2 separate regions of the Homo sapiens genome follow, and region 2 is linked to region 1. The links are chromatin loops, found by intact Hi-C in ENCODE. Cell type or tissue: IMR-90. All regions are shown on one strand. Links, peaks and the distances in the headings refer to the core of each region. The heading gives the core; the rest is flanking DNA. Region 1 has its middle 120 kb from the start of COPRS. Region 2 has its middle 39 kb from the start of COPRS.

Evidence for each region. Hi-C counts contacts between places; a loop is a spot of excess contacts. Peaks named below come from ENCODE experiments on the same cell type or tissue, not always from the same donor. Only the 100,000 strongest peaks of a DNase experiment are listed, where the experiment ranks them.
Region 2: a loop joins it to region 1, with 2.4 times the contacts of the local background. A loop is called at or near these places in 2 of 110 quality-filtered maps.

The regions. Positions count from the first base shown.
Region 1 is chr17:31,739,431-31,742,343 of GRCh38, reverse strand. No RefSeq gene overlaps it. Among named protein-coding and RNA genes, the nearest start is that of COPRS, 120 kb to the left of the region's middle. In IMR-90, for the core only: no CTCF peak of the experiment used is centred there; a DNase peak (open chromatin) is centred at 1,393; H3K27ac peaks cover 1,790 bases.
Region 2 is chr17:31,818,999-31,821,911 of GRCh38, reverse strand. No RefSeq gene overlaps it. Among named protein-coding and RNA genes, the nearest start is that of COPRS, 39 kb to the left of the region's middle. In IMR-90, for the core only: no CTCF peak of the experiment used is centred there; a DNase peak (open chromatin) is centred at 1,061.

The sequences.
Region 1 (2,913 bases), core at 182-2,681:
ATCGCTTCCTCTGGGACTCTGATCACTGACCCCTCCAGCCCTCATTGGTACCTATAACCCAGGACATCAGTGACACCACCCAGTTCAACTCCTGGTTATATGTGGGCCTCTGTGGCTTCTAGTGGGCTATTTAGGTGTTTTCAATAGAGTGAGTGTTTCTTTGAGGTTAGGCCTCTGTGAATCCTTGGTGTCTAGCATGGTCTAAGTACCCTGGAGGTGCAGAATCCATATTTCCTGTTCGGTGTCCTTATGGGCCTTTTTTTTTTTTTTTTTTTTTTTTTTTTTTTTGCAGAGGTTGTGTTTTTGAAGCATCTAACACTGTCTGGCACACAGAAAGGCAGGTAGGGCCATGAGAACAGTGTGGGCTTTAGATTCAAATCCCTGTGTTGCCCTGTAGAGCTGTGTGACCTTTGGCAAGTCACCTAAGTTCTATCAGCTTCTGTTTCTTCAGTGTAACATGAAGCTACAATATTTCCCACACAGACCTTGTATTTTTTTTAAATAGTTGGTGTAGCGGTGCTAAGTAGATGTGTGTTCCTTCCCCTGCCTTCCCAATGCTGGTGGAGGCAGCTATTACACAGACGAGATGCAGAGACAGTTGAGAGATTGATACGTTGGGGTCTGGAATATTTGGGGATAACTGGCATTCCTAGACAATCTCTAAGTTTGCTTTGGTCAATGGTACTGACCCAGAGCCCTCCATATCCAAAGGGGACCCAGGCTGCTAGTAAATAAGTAATGACTAAAGAACTATTCAGCCAGGCTTTATTTGGACACAACTGATATGCCCAAATCCAACTCAAGGCTCACTTCAAACATTGCCTCCTCCAGGAAGCCCTTTTTAATCCCTCCTTAATCCCAGGACCTGGACATATCTTTCTGTTTAGTTTGATTGGTTTCTTTTCTTGATGGGGAGTGTCAGCCAGCACATAGTAAACTCTTATTAATCGTTTGTTGAACAACTGAATGAATACATTTTCATCCAGTACAGGGGGTCTAAGGAAACAGTGAAGTGCCCTGTAAGACTGAAGCAAGAAAGAGATCCAGAGGGGATCGCAGAGAGTCCACAGCAGGCTCTCTGGATAATGGAAAGGGGTCCTGATTTTGCCATTTTTCTTCCCGCTCCCAATTTTACATAGCATAACCAGTGAGCACTTGAGCTTGAACTTAGATCTGGGTTAAATTCCTAACTCTGCCACCTACTAGCTGAATGACTTTAAGTAAGTTACTTGCCCTCTCTCAGCCATCAGGATGCAGCCCAGTTAGCTTTCATTATGGCTTTGCAGAAGCAGCCCTCCTCCAAGGCGTCACCTTCCCCTCGTGCCCCTTTGGGGCTATTCTCTTCCCTCCAGGCTGCCTGCCATTTACACATCTGAAAAATATGCAGGCCAATGGAAATACACATCCTCCAATCTGCCTGCTCCTCATGCAGGGAATTAAAATCTGTCTCATCGTCCCACTTTGGAATGCTGAGTATTTGGTCAAGGATTCAGCTTCCCTTTTTTATGAGGCTTTAAGAAAACCCAAATTAAACCCTGATTTGTTTTTAAAGATCGGAATCTTAATCTTTCAGCATTTGGCTCATTTTCTTTACAGGCTTAGAAAGCAACATTAAACAGATTATGTTTCTTAGTGTACTCTGCTTTTTCTCTGGTGTGTGCTGGGGGGTGGCACATGGGGCAACATTTTGTCTCATAAGAGAAAACTTTAGAGACTGCTGTGTGTCTTTCTGTACTATTCTAGCTTGCTGTGTGACCTTGGCCAAGCCCCTTGACTTCTCTGAGCTTTCATGTCCTCATCTGTAGAATGAGAGGGCTGAACATTAAGGCCTGTGCACTCCTCAAGGGCAGGAGATCATATAGAACTCCCATATTTCAAACTGGGGCTCAGAGAAGGGAAGAGTCTTACCTAAGGGCACACAGCCATTTAACGGGCAGAACTGGGTAAGGGGTTCTGGCTTCTAGGACAGCCCTCTATTCACTAGAAACCCTACTTTCTCTGAGAAAGAAATATGGGGTCAATATACAATGATTCCTGTATAATTTTTTCTTTTTTTTTCCCCCGCTCTTTTTGCCCAGGCTGGATTGCAATGGCACAATCTCGGCTCACTGCAACCTCCGTCTCCCTGGTTCAAGCGATTCTCCTCCCTCGGCCTCCCAAGTAGCTGGGATTACAGGCGTGCTCCATCACACCTGGCTAATGTTTGTATTTTTAGTAGAGATGGAGTTTCACCATTTTGGCCCGGCTGGTCTTGAACTCCTGACCTCAGATGATCCACCCACCTTGGCCTCCCAAAGTGCTGAGATTACAGCCATGAACCACTGCACCTGGCCTGATTCCTGTATAATTTTCAAACTCTTTCCCTTCATGAGTAGAGTCCAGTAGACTTCAAGATGAGGTTTGTGTTTTAGATGCTGTTAAAAAGAAGGAAGAGAAGGAGAATTGAGAAAATCTAGAAATGAGGATAAGACATGTTGCCACTATTCTGTGGTTCATTGTCGGATATACCAAGAAGAAAAATCTTTGATTCAAACCAAAATGGTATGAGAAGCAGCAGATCTCATGACATCTCCTCCAGCCTCTGATAATGGCCTATCGGGTAACCGACTATCCCAGTTTGCCCAGGACGAAAGAGTTTCCTGGGACCTGGGACTTTCAGTGCTAAAATCTGGAAAGTCCTGGAAAGTCTACGTAAGCTGGGATGAATTGTTCATTCTCATGGCCAGCTGGTAACCAAAGAGAAAGGCCTTCTAACAGAGTGAGCTTTGACTGGTGTGATTACTGGCTCTGCTACTTACATGACAGCTTTGAGAGGGCCAAGCTGTCTGAACCTTAGTATTCTCATCTGGCAATTGGATTTAAATGAGGTAATTCACCAAAGATGCCTCCTTCAGTGCTTGGCACAGATTAATC
Region 2 (2,913 bases), core at 93-2,592, 80 kb before region 1:
GGCCTGGATCGTTTTCTTTTTTTTGGAGACGGAGTTTTGCTGACACCCAGGCTGGAGCGCAGTGGCACAATCTCAGCTCACTGCAACCTCCATCTCCCAAGTTCAAGCGATTCTCCTGCCTCAGCCTCCCAAGTAGCTGGGACTACAGGTGTGCGCAACCACTTCTGGCTCATTTTTGTATTTTTGGTAGAGATGGGGTTTCACCATGTTAGCCAGGCTGGTCTCAAAACTCCTGACCTCAGGCAATCCACCTGCCTCAGCCTTCCAAAGTGCTCCGATTACAGGCGTGAGCCACTGTGCCCAGCCCATTTTCTTAGAACAGATGCTTAGAAATGAAATTAGCCCATCAAATGGTATTGGACTTTTAAAGACACGATTGCCAAATCGCTCTTGGAAAGGCTTATACTGCTTTACAACTCCACCAACGACGTACATGTGTACTCAATTCCCTTTCCATTGCCAGCATTGGCTTTACCATATTTAAAAAAAAATCTCCCAGGATGTAGCTTCTGTAGATTTATTCTGTCCTCTAATCCAGTATTAACCTAACCTTCAAAGCCAGGTTTGTATTGCAAAACAAATCCTTCCTGTCAAATTGAGGCCTGACTTTATTCTGGAAGAACTTAGGAGTTCTGCATCAGAAATGTTGATGTCTATTTTCCTTCCTTTGTAAAGTCCCATGGCCAAGTTTGTATGAATCATTACAGAAAAAAAAAAAGATTGCCATTGTTCCAACAAGTGCTCAAATGCTTCTCAACTGTATTACCAATTGGAATAGATTACCTATGTCCATGGAGGTGTGGGGCGGCACTCTGCCTAGGAAGGTACTGTCTGATTCACTCTCAATGGGACGTGGCAAAGTCAGCAAGGGTGACACTGGGAAGGGTCTTGTGTGCTGGGCTGCATCAGAATGGGTGTTACCTGAAAGAACAGATACTTGTTTATATCTGCTCGACATCTCTTTCCTCTTCTCTTGAGAGGGGTGTCTTTCTTCCTTTCGAACTACTGTGTCATGAGCTAGCCCTGACCTACCAGAATCCCCTTTCTTCTTGGCTAGCATGACTGACTCATGGGTGGGTATGACCCAAGAATGACCAGTCAGTCCTTCCTGAGATTTGACATACGTATGCTGAGAGAAAGAAACTTAGATTTCCCATGAAGCTTGGTAATGGGGGATGATTTAGGCCTAAGCTCTTGGTGGTCTCCCTCTTTTTTTTTTTTTTGAGACAGGATCTGGCTCTGTCACCCAGGCTGGAGTGCAGTGGCATGATCACAGCCCACTGCCACCTCTACCTCCCAGGCTCAAGTGATCCTCCCACCTTAGCCTCCCAAGCAGCTGGGACTACAGGTGTGTGCCACCATGCCCAGCTAATTTCTGTATTCTTTTTTTTGGTAGAGACAGGGTTTCACCATGTTGCCCAGGCTGGTCTCGAACTCCTGAGCTCAAGCCATCCACCCGCCTCGGCCTCTCAAAGTGTTGGGATTACAGGCATGTGCCACCGTGCCTGGCTGGTCTCTTTTCCTCCATGTGGAAAAAGCTGCCTGCAGTAGAAGCCTGGGAATATGAAACTAAGAAAAGACACACAGGCGAGGCAGGACAGGGGGAAAGGGATGGTCTTTATGCTAGTCATCTGAGTGCTCATCGACCTGGATTTCCTTCTGCACTTATAATGGAAGAACTCTGGTGCACCAGGGGAGGCCAGAGAACTTCACGTCTGAGATGAGCACAGCGAATTCCAGAGAGAGGGAACCAAGGGTTGGTACTAGGAGAAAATATCCCTTGTCAGATTCAAACATCTCAGACGTTTGAAATGATAGGATGAGGCAAGATAAGAACTGGTGCTGGGAATATGAGAAGCAAGTCAGGAAGTATAAAGGCAGGGAAGAGAAAGGAGTCTATTGTATTCATCTGAGCACAAGACGATCTTGAGCCAGGTTGGCAGTGGAACGGTGCGGAATGGTGAGGAATGGTTGCAAGGAGAATTGCAGTGGAATAATTGGTAGGACTTGGTGACTGGCTGGCTAGCTGTATTAGTTGGCTTAGCCTGCCATCACAAAATACCACAGACTAGGTGGCTTGAATCATAGAAATTCATTTTCTCATGGTTCTGAAGGCTTGGAAAGTCCAACATTAAGGTGCCGGCAGGGTTGGTTTCTGCTGACGCCTCAGGTTGCACGTGGTGCCTTGTCACTGTGTCCTCATATGGCCTTTTCTCACTGCTTGTGTGGAGAGAGATCACTGGTGTCTCTTCCTCTTCTTATAAGTACACCAGTTCTGTGGGATTAGGGCCCCATCCCTATGACCTCATTAACCCTCATGTACCTCCTTAAAGGTGGTCTCTCCAAATGCAGTTACGTTAGTGGTTAGTGCTTCAACATATAAATTTGTGGGGAGACACAATTCAACCCTGACACTAACAAAGTAGGAATACATTTTTGGGGTAGAATGATTAATTTGTTTGAGTTTATTTTTCTCTCATGTCTTAAAAAGATATTTGTAACCATAGGTACATGTGATTTAAAAAACTCTCTTCTTTTCATTTATTAGTATATTATAAGCATTTTCCCATATTGCTATGTAGCATTTTTTTTTCTTTTGAGATGGAGTCTCACTCTGTTGCCCAGGCTAGAGTGCAGTGGCACGATCTTGGCTCAGTGCAACCTCCACCTCCCAGGTTCAGTCGATTCTCCTGCCTCAGCCTGCCAAGCAGCTGGGATTACAGGTGCATGCCACCATGCTGGCTAATTTTTGTGTTTTTAGTAGAGACGGGTTTTCACCATGTTGGCCAGGTTGGTCTCGAGCTCCTGACCTCAAGTGATCTGCCCACCTCGGCCCCCTGACGTGCTGGGATTACAGGCATGAGCCACCACGCCCAGTCATATTGCTATGTAGTTCTTGTAACTATCATTTTT